Linked DNA regions of Homo sapiens: region 1 is linked to region 2. A link is an interaction called in ENCODE POLR2A ChIA-PET data of the cell type or tissue named here. Cell type or tissue: MCF 10A. All regions are shown on one strand. Region 1 overlaps LAMB4 (laminin subunit beta 4). Region 2 overlaps LAMB1 (laminin subunit beta 1).

Evidence for each region. ChIA-PET counts read pairs that join two places held together with the same protein. Peaks named below come from ENCODE experiments on the same cell type or tissue, not always from the same donor. Only the 100,000 strongest peaks of a DNase experiment are listed, where the experiment ranks them.
Region 1: POLR2A ChIA-PET joins it to region 2 with 19 read pairs; 2 of 35 experiments call an interaction of 5 or more read pairs at or near these places.

What each region holds. Positions count from the first base shown.
Region 1 is chr7:108,059,937-108,067,936 of GRCh38, reverse strand. LAMB4 (laminin subunit beta 4) reads left to right here. Exons shown (of 34, transcript NM_007356.3): 20 at 1,337-1,568; 21 at 2,018-2,175; 22 at 3,952-4,176; 23 at 4,943-5,163. Among named protein-coding and RNA genes, the nearest start is that of LAMB1, 61 kb to the right of the region's middle. RefSeq lists a silencer at 1-37. In MCF 10A, no CTCF peak of the experiment used is centred here; DNase peaks (open chromatin) are centred at 1,226 and 4,186.
Region 2 is chr7:107,969,143-107,977,142 of GRCh38, reverse strand. It overlaps LAMB1 (laminin subunit beta 1), which reads left to right. Exons shown (of 34, transcript NM_002291.3): 10 at 1,266-1,454; 11 at 1,730-1,909; 12 at 2,045-2,157; 13 at 4,072-4,151. Among named protein-coding and RNA genes, the nearest start is that of LAMB1, 30 kb to the left of the region's middle. RefSeq lists an enhancer at 265-765. In MCF 10A, no CTCF peak of the experiment used is centred here; DNase peaks (open chromatin) are centred at 3,992, 4,812 and 5,292.

The DNA of each region.
Region 1 (8,000 bases), 91 kb before region 2:
TTTTAATGGGAAGGAGATTGGAAACCTGACTACATTATTCAGACTATCTATGTACATAAAATATACTGAACATTTTTTTGCTACACTTCATTCATCCATTCATCAATGGGCCCTGACTGTAGGCAGAGCTGCATTAGGAACCGAGAGTAATGAACAAGGCATAGTCCATGCCTCTGGAAGTTTGCAGTCTGTGTCAAATGGTTGGTAGTTCAGTTAAAACGTGGAACACCATGAAGGGAGCTGGCAAAGCCAGCTTGAGGATCTAGCTCACAAACCCAGTGGCTGGAAAGGCTAAAACAATGATAAGATTGGGGAGTCAAGAAAGGGACAATGCTGTCACCACAGACAAGACTTCTCCCAATGAGGATATCACCCTTTCTGATGCGAGGTTTGCAAACAGCCTTGTAACTCATTTTATAAGTCACCCATTGATAAAGGTTTAGATGGGGCTTCATCCACAGCTGATAATACAGCTCTCATGGCTAATATGTTCAGGTATATAGTTCTCTCTTCACAGTGTAAATCATTAGTGAAAATACTGTTCCCTCAGATTCCTACCTTAGGAACCATGAAAACCTACAGGTAGGTTAATTTCCTTTCCAAGTAGGGAAACATATCTTTTCAATCATAATCCAGAGAAATGGTTCCCCTTCCTGGGCATTGCTTGGGCATGGCCACCTACCCAGCCCATCATTGGATCCATCATTGCTTTCTTTTCTTTTCTTTTTTTTAAGAAAAGTTACAAAATGCCTGAGATACACAGAGGGATCTAGACAAAGGAACAAACATTTCTTCCATGCGCCACCCTATCACATAAACTGGCATCACATTTTGGCACAGGGAAGATTGGCTCAAGGGATTCAACAATTTATCAGAAAAGGATTGGGCCTCTTCCATCTTGTCTAGGAAAAAGAAAACTCTGACCATGTTAAGATGGGCTCTTATATGGTTTATAATCTAGAGATTATATTAATACTATACCATTATTTTAGTATAGTATTTATATATACTATATTAATACTAAAATATTAATACTAGAGGTTATATTAATATACCTAAGATATATGGAAGTTTAAGTCGTTAAAAACATGTTACTTGTTTTTAACAACAAACGTTAATTAAACCCAATTGTTCGCAACATACTGTTTATCCAGTGACTCAGTGAATTGTTATTTAACGTTTACCTGGAACTCATTATATGCTGTGTCCTAAGCACGTTACAGGCTTGCTTAGTTCACTGGGATTGGGAAAGGAAATGAGACACCAGAACTGTAACTCTTTCACCACCACACACCACTCATCCCCGCTCCAGCATACTTCTCTTTGCTTCATCCAGCATGTCACTGCCATCCTCAAGGATCAAAGGACACTGTATGTGACCAAGTAACAGGACAGTGCCCCTGCCATGGAGAGGTGTCTGGCCGCCGCTGTGATCGCTGCCTGGCAGGCTACTTTGGATTTCCCAGCTGCCACCCTTGCCCTTGTAATAGGTTTGCTGAACTTTGTGATCCTGAGACAGGGTCATGCTTCAATTGTGGAGGCTTTACAACTGGCAGAAACTGTGAAAGGTATGGAATTCATATGCACTTTAATTTTTAGGTCTTTAACACTTTGTTCCAATCTCCTAATAGAGATCCATTGAGTAGAGACTCAACAATATTTAAGTGTGGGAGGGAGGACTGTTATAGGTCGGGGAGAGCATTGCTTTCTCACCCTTCAAAATCATCTTACGAGCCAGAAAATGCAGGATTAAATCAATAACACACATTTGCCTGGCATGTTACTTTCTATGTTCCTCAAATGTGACATGTAAATCGAGTGCTATTACATAGAGTTTAATTGACCATACGTTGAGACTTTTGATATAAAAACCAAAAGTCGTTTTGCAGAGCAAATGAACATCTTCTAAAATATTCAGTTTTCAGAGGTGCACTGTTTTAAAGCATAGCAAACCGTCATTGGCTAACATGTGATCTTTTCCTGGAAACATTTTGGTGAAAGGAAATTGTCTTGACAGGTGTATTGATGGTTACTATGGAAATCCTTCTTCAGGACAGCCCTGTCGTCCTTGCCTGTGTCCAGATGATCCCTCAAGCAATCAGTATTTTGCCCATTCCTGTTATCAGAATCTGTGGAGCTCAGATGTAATCTGCAATTGTCTTCAAGGTTATACGGGTATGCAGTATAGTGCTTGATGCAATTTTTTCTCTTTATCCCACACTGTAATCTGTAAAATGATCATATATTCATGACTTATCTGTCTTGGACAAATGTGTGGTGCAGAAATGGTAAGAAGACACAATGTGATAAATAGCTGCTTTATTGAACAAAGAATTTGAATGATTCACAAACCAATGACAATTAAAACTCATCAGCCACTGAGCTATGATTGTTTGCAAATAATGTTCTAGAAAACTAATTGACCAAATGAGACCAAATCAAGTTAATTTATTTAAAATAAAATTATCACGTTAAGTAAGATATAAATGTGATAAAGTAGCATATATATTATATATAACAAGCAACTAAAAAATAAATGGAATTAGTCAAATGCTTTCTTTACATAATTTCAAATATTCAATTTGATATTTCACAGACATTACTAATTTTTTTCAGGTAGCTTGAAGCAATATTTGGGCATTCTACAGCCATCACATAAGTCTTAATTCAAAACATGTATCTCTTGCTCAATTGAAAATTTTATTTTAAAGACTTTAAGAGGGCTAGGCACAGTGGCTCACACCTGTAATCCCAGTACTTTGGAAGGCCGGGAAGTGGGTGAGGGAGGATTACTTGAGGCCAGGAATCCAAGACCAGCCTGGGCCGCAAAGCAAGACCCTGTCTCCACAGAGAAATTTTAAAAATTAGCTAGGCATGATGGATTGCACCTGTAGCCCTAGGTACTGGGGAGGCTGAGGCAAGAGGATCGCTTGAGCCCAGGAGTTCATGGCTACAGTGAGCTCTGATTATGCCACTACACTCCAGCCTGGGGCCTATGCAACAGAGCAAGACCCTGTCTCTAAATTAAAAAAAAAAAAAAAAAGGTATTTACACATGAAACATGAGTGTGAATGTTTACTGAAAATAAGAAGATAACTTATGAAGTCTATTTGATTTAATGATATGTAGAACTTATGGCAATACTAATGATAATTACCATCACGATAAATTACATGCCTGATTTTCCCCTCATTTGTTACATCTAAGGTTAACAGTTAATTCTCACCTCTTCCCTTGCAGCCTCTTTCCCAATGCATGGTTTGGTATGTTTGGTCAGTTTTTAAGAACTGAGACCATGTTTGGGCTAAGTGAACATTTCCAAGTGGGATGAACCAAAATGTGGAGAGTGGAGCCACAGTTTGGGCACCTAAAAAGCCGCAGTCATCTCATGGTTGCAAGGGTAAAGAGTGTTAGAGAGAAAGGTGGTTCCTTCAGACTGCTTAACAGAAACACCCTCAAGGGCTCATATGTCATGAAAACTGCTCTTGCTCATCTTCACTTCTAGAAGTGACAGCTATTGCTGTTTGGGACTTTCTCTTCAGGCCTGCTTTATTTTCACCTTAGTTCACCTCTAGGATCAACTGAGAGTGGGTTGCCCCAGGAGACCAGGGGCTGAGATTAGTCTTGGGTCCTGGGGCACGCTAGTGTGATGCTGATTATATAAGGATCTAGAAATCCTGTGCCCACAGCTCCATGGTATTTGAAGAAAGCCTGGAATCCATTCTCCACCAAACACTTTAGAGAGCCGAATAATCATTTTATTCTTTAAATGAATAATAATGAAAATGAAGGTTTTGTTTCACTTAGAACACTTTTCGTTATTCACCCCGAATGTGTGATTTCTCATTATTCCTAGAGGAGCCCAATAATTTTCTATTTACAACATCCATCTCCTCCTCTCTCCCAACACTGATACCTCACCCCATTCCTTTTCCTCCCACTTTCTTTCAGGTACTCAGTGTGGAGAATGCTCTACTGGTTTCTATGGAAATCCAAGAATTTCAGGAGCACCTTGCCAACCATGTGCCTGCAACAACAACATAGATGTAACCGATCCAGAGTCCTGCAGCCGGGTAACAGGGGAGTGCCTTCGATGTTTGCACAACACTCAGGGCGCAAACTGCCAGCTCTGCAAACCAGGTCACTATGGATCAGCCCTCAATCAGACCTGCAGAAGTAAGTCTGCAAAACTCCCAGGGGGAAATGTGTCAGCTGAGTGACAGCTCATAAGTGTGTTGTCAGCTCTCCCATGATCATTTCAGTTAGGCCAGTCCCAGCAGGCAAAAGCAGCACCCACTAGGTGACAGGGCTGTTGTACGGAACTCATCAACAGAAATTAGTGCATTGCAACCACTGGTATTCTCAGATGCAGCCACAATGTTCTCACTGGTGTTATTAGTTTGCCTTTTGTGTCTGTTGCCTGAAATACCTGTCCTAGTGGATTCAAAGCGTTGTTTCTCAGAGTTTAGTCCGCAGTTCACCTGTGCCAGAGCAGTGGGGAGGTGAGGTGTATTAACATGCAAATTCCTAGGCTGTACTTCAGACCTACTGAGTCAGAATCTCTGGGAGTGACGCCCAGGAATCTGCATTGTAACAAACTCATCATGTGACTGTAATGTGTACGTAAACCATTGTTTTCAAGTCATTTAAATAAATGGAACTTTGGTGAGTGACATGAGGGAAAAATAAGACTTTTAATCATCCTAACTGTGAGCTCTTGGAGCAAGTTCGACCACATGAACTTGCATTTGGGGAGATCAGAAACCATTAAATGGGTTCAACCTACATAGATTCTTTGGTAAATTCTTTACTATTATAAGGCGTTCATTCTTTGAGCCCCTTGGAGAAATGATACATCCAGGTCTAAAACGCTGTTTGTATGGTTTGCTAAATGCCACATTTATCATTGAATTTACCTCTGATGATGGTTTTGTCATCACAGGATGCTCCTGCCATGCTTCCGGCGTGAGTCCCATGGAGTGTCCCCCTGGTGGGGGAGCTTGCCTCTGTGACCCTGTCACTGGTGCATGTCCTTGTCTGCCGAATGTCACAGGCCTGGCCTGTGACCGTTGTGCTGATGGATACTGGAATCTGGTCCCTGGCAGAGGATGTCAGTCATGTGACTGTGACCCTAGGACCTCTCAAAGTAGCCACTGTGACCAGGCAAGATACTTTAAAGCTTACTAGTGCACTCAAAGTGAGCATGATAGTGAGACATGGTTTCTAAATGTGTAAAGAAAGTTTCTTTTATGTACTGTTGTTAATTAGTGCATTGAAACAGGATTGGCCTTACAGGGGATGGAGTCAGCCTCTATCAAGGAATGAAAACCAAAAAAAGAGAATGAGCATCTCAAAGTTCAGCTTCGCCTACTTCAGTTTTCTCTCTGTGACTGAGGAAGTCAGAATTCATACACAGTGAAACACAGACATCAGCCTCACCTTTCACTATTTCATACATGTAACCATAGGGAAGACCTAAGAAATAGTTAATCAGAAGAGATTATGAATCAGAATGAAAATAAACAGATACCTTCAAAACCCACAAGTCCATTAAAAAAACTGAGCTGTTGTTTCCTATTGCTCACCAATTGCTTTACATATGGGTAAAATAAGAAGTCTTCTTGACTTCCAGACTGGCATCAATCATATCTTAAGAATGTAGGCATGTGTACCAGGAGCAAATCTTCAATGTTTCATATACAACTAATACTACATAGATAGATGCACGTGTGATTTTTCAGTCAATAAACCAGTGGGCACAGAATTTTTAATGAGGATAACATTACTTGTGGGAAAAAAACTATTTGTTAATAACATGCTTAGTTTTTTTGGTGGTTGTTTTGTTTTTGTCTTTTGGCTTAATCTATTCTTTGAAACAATTTTCACATTAATAGAGTTTGGGGGAGAAAGGGTAAAAACAATGACAAGAAATGTTAGAAAAAGCCAAATTCACAATATAGGGATCAGGATTTAATTGGAATGAAAATGCGAATTTAAGAAACTGGAGTCTTTCCAATTAGTAAGCATGGCTCACCTCCAATTTCAGCTCCACTATTCAACCTATTATTCAAAGGTCAAGTCTTTTGAAGGTAGTTCTTATATGGAGAATGGGTTTTTCCTTCTCTTCTTTTTCTTTCTCTCCAATCCTCATCCACCAACACACACAAACACCATATCTTTTTTTTTTTTTTTTTTTTGAGACAAGAGTCTTGCTCTGTTGCCCAGGCCTGAGGGCAGTGGTATGATCTTGGCTCACTGCAACCTCTGCCTCCTGGGTTCAAGCGATTCTCCTGCGTCAGCCTCCTGAGTAGATGGGATTACAGGCGCCCACCACCACGCCCAGCTAATTTTTGTATTCTTAGTAGAGACAGGGTTTCACCATGTTGGCCAGGCTGGTTTCAAACTCCTGATCTCAAGTGATCCGCCCACCTCAGCCTCTCAGATTGCTAAGATTACAGGTGTGAGCCACGACGCCCAGCCCCCACAACATACCTTTTTAAAAATAAGCTTTTTATTTTAGAATATATTTGTGAAGTTGTAAAGAGAGAACAGAGAAAATAAACCCCATATCCAGTTTCTTCTATTATTAACACCTTATATTAATTTAATAACATTTGTCACTATGCATGAATATTGATACATTATTGCTAACAAATTTAGTCAGATTTCCTTAATTTTTACCTAATGTCCTTTTTCTGTTCCAGGAGTCCATTCAGAACACATTATATTTAGTCATCTTATTTCCTGAGGCTCCTCTTGGCTGCGACAGTTTCTCAGGCCTTCCTTATTTTGTAGAATGTCCATCAATTCAAATTGATCTGATATTCTTCTCATGATTAGACTGGGTTTATAGGTTCCGAAAACACCAGAGAAGTCAAGTGCCACTCTCATCACATCCTATCAGGGGTACATATTATTAACACGACTTATCCCTGTTAATGTCAGTCTTGGTCACCTGGCTGAAGCAGTGTTTGTCAGACTGTTATATCATCAAGTTACTCTTTTTCCTCCTTCTTCTACTGTGCTCTACGGAAGGAAGTCACTATGTGCAACCTACTTAAGGAGTAGGGAGCTATGCTCTTCCTCCTCGAGGACAGAGTATCTCCACAAATCATTGGAATTCTTCTGCACTGGAGATTTGTCTGTTGTCTTACGTTTATTCATTCATTCGACCATTTATTTATATCAGCATGGACTCATGGATATTTATACTTTTGGGGATAGTCCAACACTACTTTATTTTGTGGTTCAAATTGTTCCAGCTTTGGTCACTAGAAGATCTCTCAGTGGCTCCTGTGTCCCTTTGACATAGGCCAATACTGTAGAGTTTTTAAAAGCATTCCTTACTTTCTGGCACTGCAAAATATTTCAGGCTCATCTTATGTATTCTCTGCCCCAGTCCTAGAATCAGCTATTTATCTAGGGAGCACTGATTCCTTTACTAGAGAATGGTATTAGAAACCAAGATCTGGACACTGGATGGTCATGCCTGTTTTATAAGCTCCCCTCCACTCCCCACACCTGCAGCCACCAACCATGGAATAAAGTGGTAGATCTCCACGTGACCACCTGGCTTCCCAATTCTTGAGGGACTCCTAGTGCTCAAGACAACACTATGTGGCAAGTTTCTTAGACCTTTTGGGAAGCATGTTTGTAGCAGCATTCAACAAAAACCACAGTTCCAAGGTAGCCTTGAAGCTGAAAGTTAGATGGTATTGGTTTAACCAGGAAGCCCCTCATAACAAGGGTCCTTTGGGTTATTTGGTGCATAGGGGATCCCATGGGGGAACACTGGTCTCTGCAATCAAGAAACATGTTCACTGGAGTACGGGGAAGACGTGGATATTTAGATTCCCAGCTGTTTAAACAACTACTGATAGATGTCTCTATGTTAGCCAAGAGGTGGTTCCTGGTACATTCCCACAGAGAGATCCAAATGTGCCATCCAATATTTTCATCAACACTTTAGATGGAGTTGGAGAAACATGCTTCCCAAATTT
Region 2 (8,000 bases):
ACTTAACATGGAGAAGGAAGGGAGGGAGGGAGGAAGGGAAGGGGAGGAAAGGAAGGAAGGAGAGAGAGGAAAGGAAGGAAGGAGGGAGAGGAAAGGAAGGAAGGAGGGAGAGGAAAGGAAGGAAGGAGAGAGAGGAAAGGAAGGAAGGAGGAAGAGGAAAGGAAGGAAGGAGGGAGAGGAAAGGAAGGAAGGAGGGAGAGGAAAGGAAGGAAGGAGAGAGAGGAAAGGAAGGAAGGAGCAAGAGGAAAGGAAGGAAGGAGCAAGAGGAAAGGAAGGAAGGAAGGAGAGGAAAGGAAGGAAGGAGAGAGAGGAAAGAAAAGGAAAAGAGAGGAAGGAAGATGGGAGGGAGTTCAGGTAAGAACAACAATGTGAAGCACAAGGCCGCAAGGATGTTCTTGAAACCATCACAGAGTCCATGCTGGGAAGGATTACTCCAAGGTTCACTTCAACCAGTGTATTGAGAGCAGTACTCTGTTGGGCACCAAGGATGTGAGTAGATAAGACACAGTCCCTCTTCTGCAGGCTGTTGTGTTGCAGGGGGAGACAGGCAAGGTGGGAGGCTGGAGTGCAGAGGCTCAGGAGGGCCAGGCTGAGTCAAGCTTCCCTGTGCAAAGACAAGAATGGGATTGTTAAGCCCGAGAGCGAGATGATTAAAGCTGGGTGGCACCAAGATGACCGCCGAATGGGCTCGCAGAAGGAAGCGCTGCACCCAAGGGGGTCAGCTAGCTGGCTGTTAAACAGACCTACCTTCCTTACTATGGCCTGGCCTGGTGTGGTGGTGGGAATATGGGAATACGGAGAAGGGAATCCATCCTTCAGGCCTCACGGTCCTTGAAGCAGGGAGCCCGTGGACAGGCTTTCCTAGCAGCACATCATCTGGAAGGTCCCTCGCTACAGTGTTCTTCCATCCAGTCCCACCTCGAGTGGACCAGAAAGCGCCCTCAGTGGGATGGCAGCCATCCTCTGTCATACACTTCCAAAGGGACTTTCCCTTAGAGTTTTCCATTTTTCATAGCCCATTCTCTTCCACAGAGGTCAGATAACTGTTTATTTTATAAAGTTCACATTTTTGAGATTTCTCATCTACTTTAGGGTTTAAACAGTGTCATCGGTGGATGCGTCCTTTTTCCCCAGGAGTCCTGCTTGTTGACTGCCATTTTGTCTGAACTTAGTCCCTGGTTTCCTAAAGGATCTTCCTGCCACCCCCATCCTCCATTGGTCCATAGATTTAAAAAGCTTTTCTTGACGTTGCTCTTGTCACGCAGAATGTAACTGCAATGAACATTCCATCTCTTGTCACTTTGACATGGCTGTTTACCTGGCCACGGGGAACGTCAGCGGAGGCGTGTGTGATGACTGTCAGCACAACACCATGGGGCGCAACTGTGAGCAGTGCAAGCCGTTTTACTACCAGCACCCAGAGAGGGACATCCGAGATCCTAATTTCTGTGAACGTATGTTGAGAAATGTCACTCACTGTGTGGGACCTACTTCAGATTGCCTTCCAAACTGAATAGTCAGTAGTCTCAGAGCTCATAGTATGAGCAGTAAAGCCAGCATTGTTATTGTAATTGCAGTTGAAGACGCTGGGAGTGGAATTTACTTGGTAGTTGTGCTGCTTTTAGTCGACTTTTGTGAGATTTAGAGGGAGGAAGGGAATATATGTATTTATACAAAGATACATTGAGTTTCCTCCTGATTTTAACCTGGTGCTTTGCATTCTTCTCAGGATGTACGTGTGACCCAGCTGGCTCTCAAAATGAGGGAATTTGTGACAGCTATACTGATTTTTCTACTGGTCTCATTGCTGGCCAGTGTCGGTGTAAATTAAATGTGGAAGGAGAACATTGTGATGTTTGCAAAGAAGGCTTCTATGATTTAAGCAGTGAAGATCCATTTGGTTGTAAATGTAGGTCTGTTTGCTAAAAAGTTTGGGAGTTTTCTTGTGTTTGAAATTCCCATTTTACTTTGTAATTCCAAAGCCAGATTATTATTTGAAACTCACGTGGTCTGTGTTTCTCCACTTCATTTTGTTTTAATACAGCTTGTGCTTGCAATCCTCTGGGAACAATTCCTGGAGGGAATCCTTGTGATTCCGAGACAGGTCACTGCTACTGCAAGCGTCTGGTGACAGGACAGCATTGTGACCAGTGCCTGGTAAGTAAATCCTCATTACGTGGGATGGGTGGTTGGTGAGGATGACATGTTTTAATAGAGAAGCCTTTTCGCCATTGTAGAGTCTGCGATCACCCTCACGTGTACGTGTTAAAAGACATGAGTAGACAATGCACACAATAGGAATTACTAATGGATGATTTCACAAGATGTTCACCATCCCTGTTAGAAGTGTAAAGGAAAGCCACAATAAAATACCACTTTTATAGACACAATTAACACAAGTTTTTAAAAATGGGAATGTTTACTATTAGGATATCATGAGGTACTGCTACTTCTTGGCTGCTGGTGGGCATCCATATTGGTTTGTACTTTTGTGAAAAGCATTTTGGAGATACATATCAGTAGCTTGTAGAAATGGGCATACCCTTTGACCCAGTAACCCCACCTCTGGGAATCTATTCTAATGAAATAATCAGAAAATTGGACAAAGATTTATTCTCCAGAAGACTCATTGCATCTTTTATTAATCATAGCAGAAGACTTGGAAACAACAGTGGAAAAATAGTTAAGTGTGGGGACTTCTATACAATGTAATATTTGGTTGCCACTGAAAATGACAATAACATCAGGAAATGCTCATGCTGCTTGCTATATTTAAAAAAAAAAACACACACAGGATATGAATAGTATCTTGATTAAGTAGGAAATAAAATTCATCAAGGAAAACAAAATCTGGAAGGAAATACACCAAAAAGTTCACTGTAATAATTCCAAGTAGGATAATTATGAGATAAGTTTTTAAAAATCTGTATTTTTAATAACATTGTTATACTTTCTAATTTAGGGAGGATTCACTACCCCCAAATTATTACCATTAAATATGTATATTTATATATAATCTTAATATATTCTTAAAGGAGATTTCTGGAAGTCTAAATTGATGAGCCTGGTCAGGTGTGATGACTCATACTTGTAATCTCAGTGCTTTGGGTGGCCAAGGCAGGAGGAATGCTTGAGATCATGAGTTTGAGACCAGCAAGACCCCATCTCTAAAATTTTTTAAAATCATAAATAAAATAGGCTGGGCACAATGGCTCACACCTGTAATCCCACCACTTTGGGAGGCTGAGGCAGGTGGATCACTTGTCAGGAGTTCAAGACTAGCCTGGCCAACATGATGAAACGCCATCTCTACTAAAAATAATAGAAAAATTAGCTGGGTGTGGTGGCACATGCCTGTAATCCCAGCTACTCGGGAGGCTAAGGCAGGAAAATTGCTTGAAACCAGGAGGCGGAGGTTGTAGTGAGCTGGGATCACACCACTGCACTCCAGCCTGGGCAACAGAGCAAGACTTCATCTCAAAAAAATAAATAAAATAAATTGGTGAACCTGTTTTTATATACTCATTTTTGAAGTGCACAGAGCTCCTCTTCCCTACTGTTCCATTTCTCTTTATTTCCATCTCTGGTGCTCTAAAGATCTGATTTCCTCGTGGCTCAGTGGTGAGAATAGTCGTAGCTGTATGCTACATTTCCACATAAATTCTTGGAGGGCTTTCTGTATGGGATTGATGACAGACTGAACTGAGGGCAGATTTAAAGGCCTGCCAAATCCTTGCCATAATTCTCTTACAGCCAGAGTAATTATAATGAGGAAAATTGGTATCTTTACTGCTTGCTCTTCTTAGTTGTTGGATGGAGGTTATCTATAGGGCAGAGCAGCTAGTCTTTGACCTGGCACGATCCTGTGATTGTGAACGGCTCTCTTACGCCAGTGCCTACAGCTCAGGTTTCTTGATTTCAGAATACTCCTTCCTTTTGTTGGCTTTCTGCTTTAATGATGAAAATGAGCATTTGGTGGAACAGCCGAAACAAGCTTTAACTTGCTTGTTGCTGAGTCTGTTGCATAATTACAGAAACCTACCGTTACATGTTTCACGTTTTGTTCTGCAGCCAGAGCACTGGGGCTTAAGCAATGATTTGGATGGATGTCGACCATGTGACTGTGACCTTGGGGGAGCCTTAAACAACAGGTAAATGGAGCTCTACGTATGCTCTTGTCCTCAGTCTTCCAGGAAAGTCATGACTTACAGGAATGGGTGACATTCAGTTGTTTCTCAAAAAGACATGCAAAATATTTTTTGTATGTCTTGATAAATGTGTGTAGGTACCTCTATGGACTAGATTCCCAGTGATGGAACTGCTAAGTCAAAGTACATATGTATTTTTAATTTTAATAGAGAATGTTAGGTTGTTCCAGACATATTGAACTAGTTTATTTTCCTATCAGTTACAAAAGTACCTTTTCCCCCATCCCCAGCAACAGTTGGTATCATCAACCATTTTATTTTTCAACAATCTAAGCACATGGAAAATGGACTCCTGTTTTGATTTGTGTAGAGAATCTTTTCATTTTCTTTTTTTCTTTTTTTTTTTTGTGACTTCCAAGTCCATTAATGAAAATCACATGAGATAATGTTGAGCTACTTAAATATGCTAGTATTCCTTGAATAAATGAAGCATAAAGCTCCACCAGAAGCTATCAGAACACACATTTGGCAAGATGTTAAATCTGTGGGAGTTTAACCACCTTCGAGTCAAAGAGAATGTTGGTCTCTGTTCCTGGCTCAGAGTCAGAACATCTGGAACAGATAGTGTAAGTGACTGCTGAGAGAATAGACAGATGTTTCCCTGTGGCCTTGAGTCTTCCCAGAGAGAACACTCTGAATTCATTGAGCAAGCTTCATGTACTCAAAAATGGACTTTCTTTCCCAATTATTTCCCAACACCATAGTAGTCTGCTGGGAAGGAATGAGGTATTCAGCAGCAAGAACATGTTGTGTTTGTCCTCTTTATTTGGGTTTGTTCTGTTCGAGGTCGTGCCATAGACCCAGTACAGCATGTAGCCTCTGAAATCCGGTGTGAATATCTGTTCTTAGAAAACCTCCAGAGAGGAGGAAGCTAGGATAATTCCATAAAAGCAGGGAAGAAAGACAGAATGCTGTCTGCTTGTGGAATCACTTTTCTGACTTTTCCTTTGTGACTCCCAGAACACATGTTGAATCCTTTAGTAAATGACTCCTCAGTTCAAAGCTGTCATCACTCCTAAAGTCCTTCTTGATGAGATAAAAGTGGCATATGCAATTCCCCAAATTATGTCATAAACTCAGGAATGTCCTATGATTCTTAACCCTAAGTAAGTTTTGTTCCTACACTCCCTTCCTCTTTTTCTCTATTCCATACACACTTCCTGTCTGTCTCCACCCACGCACAGGCCCTAGCCTGCCCTCTAATCTCTTGTGCAAAAATTTATAAAAACCAGAATGTATTCACCAAGAGAGTTTGGGAAGCAAAATTGTCTAGTAAAGATTTTTAAAGCAGGTAATCATCTGATCTTTCTAGCATGATTGATGGGATGCCCTATCTTTGAGAATCATTGGTGGAGGGGAAAAAAAGAACATTTAAAGATGCCTTGTAGTCTGGTGACTCTAGAGTGTTTTATGGTGAGCCTTTTCAAAGTTGTTGTCCCTCAAGAGGAATTTCCCCAGGAGCCCCTTAGGCAGGGTCAACTGAAGCACTGATTCTACTGGGAGATGTGCACAGATGCCGCTTGGGAAATGTTTACTGGATGATTGGTTTGTTGCAATCACTCATCAAAACCTTTTACCTGATATTTCTTTTTACGTAGTAAAAGAAATACGTTGTAGGTACTGAATAAATGCTGATTGAGTAGAATTTAAAAATAAAAGATTTCTAAGATGTTAAAAACTAGATATGTACTCCTTAGAGAGGCAATCTCTAAATGTGATCCCAGACACTCCTTAGTTACTTTGTTGAGGGACAGAATTAACCATAAAAATCACTGGAAGTGGTAAAAGCTTTAAGATGTTTTGTATAGTGAGCTAAATGGATTTTTGGTAGTACAACAAAAGTTTAATAATCCATGTCTATTATATTGACAACTAACCTGAACTTTGGAATAATTAAAGAAGTGGCCAGGCGCGTTGGCTCATGCCTGTAATCCTAGCACTTTGGGAGGCCGGCGCGCCAGATCACCTGAGGTCAGGAGTTCAAGACCAACCAGGCCAACATGGTGAAACCCTGTCTCTACTAAAAATACAAAAATTAGCCAGGCGTGGTGGCACCTACCTGTAATCTCAGCTACTTGGGAGGCTGAGGCAGGGAGAATCGCTTGAACCTAGAAAACAGAGGTTGCAGTGAACCAAGATCACGCCATTGCACTCCAGCCTAGGCAACAGAGCAAGACTCTGTCTCAAAGAAAAAAAAAAAATAATAAGACCTAATTAATTTAAATAATCTAACTGAAGCCAAGTTAATGAAGTTTTGCCTAGTAGATTACCTGTTTTAATGAAAAAGAATTGGCATTGGTTGCTAGGTAAATGCTACTTGTAAATGTTTAATAACATTGAAAAATATAAACATTTTTACAGCATCCTTCAAGATTATTTTAACAATGAAATGTAGAGTTTTCATATCTGGCTTGAAGCCCACCCCCCCCTTTTTTTTTTTTTTTTTGAGACAGAGTTTCGCTTTGTCACCTAGACTGGAGTGCAGTGGCATTGATCTTGGCTCACTGCAACCTCCGCCTCCTGGGTTCAAGCGATTCTCCCACCTCAGCCTCCCGAGTAGTTGGGACTACAGGCACCAGCTACCACACTCAGCTAATTTTTGTATTTTTAGTAGAGACGGGGTTTCACCATGTTGGTCAGGCTGGTCTTGAACTTCTGACCCTCAAGTGATCTGTCTGCCTCAGGCTCCCAATGTGCTGGGATTATAGGCATGAGCCACCATGCCTGGCCCCACCTCTTTTTTGAACTCACCGTGGTGAAGCCCCGAACCCTCCCTTGATGCATTGCTTCTGCATCTCTTTTAGCATTTATTTTGCTCTTATAGTTGTGTTAAAAAGGTCTCTTTGGACAGAGATTATGTCATCTTTGTTTTTGCATCTCACTTGGCACCCAGCACGGTGGACCTGGCAGGTACTCAATAAATGAGGGACTAAAATTTATTGTACTTCGAATCCAGAACGGAAGTTAGTAGATATTTTTATCATTGTATTGAATGACTATGGTGTAGCTAACCCTTTGTTAATTATAATCATGTACTGCATAATAACATTTCAGTCAAGGATGGACCACACATACAACGGTGGTCCCATAAGATACTGTATTTTTACTGTAGCTTTTCTACATTTTGATATGGTTGAATACACAAGTTCTTGTCATTGTGTTACAATTGCCTATGGTATTCAATACAGTAATATGCTGTACAGGTTTGTAGCTTAGGAGCAATAGGCTATACTCTACAGCCTGGGTGTGTAGTAAGCTATACCATCTAGGTTTGTGTAAGTACACTATGATGGTCACACAACAACAAAATTGGCGAACAACACATTTCTCAGAACATATCCCAGTCATTAAGTGACACATGACTATACTGTGATAGAACAGGATTATAGGACGTAGGTCTTACCAAAAAGAAAGTGTCCTAGTTGGGGGTGGGGAGGAATGCCACCCTGAGAAAATGAATGGTGCTGACGGAACACTGTGGTTGGTTATTATGAATGATGTTTTTTATGCTTTAATATTTTTCTGCCTAATTCCTTAGTAATAGGGAAATGTTAAAATTCCATTTTCTTTATTCACCACCATTTAAATGAAATGGAATTTTTAAATGTTGCCAATTTCTATATTTATGATTTTTTTTTTTTTTTTTTGAGACGGAGTCTCGCTCTGTCGCCCAGGCTGGAGTGCAGTGGCGCGATCTTGGCTCACTGCAAGCTCCGCATCCCAGGTTCATGCCATTCTCCCGCCTCAGCCTCCCAAGTAGCTGGGACTACAGGCACCTGCCACCATGCCCGG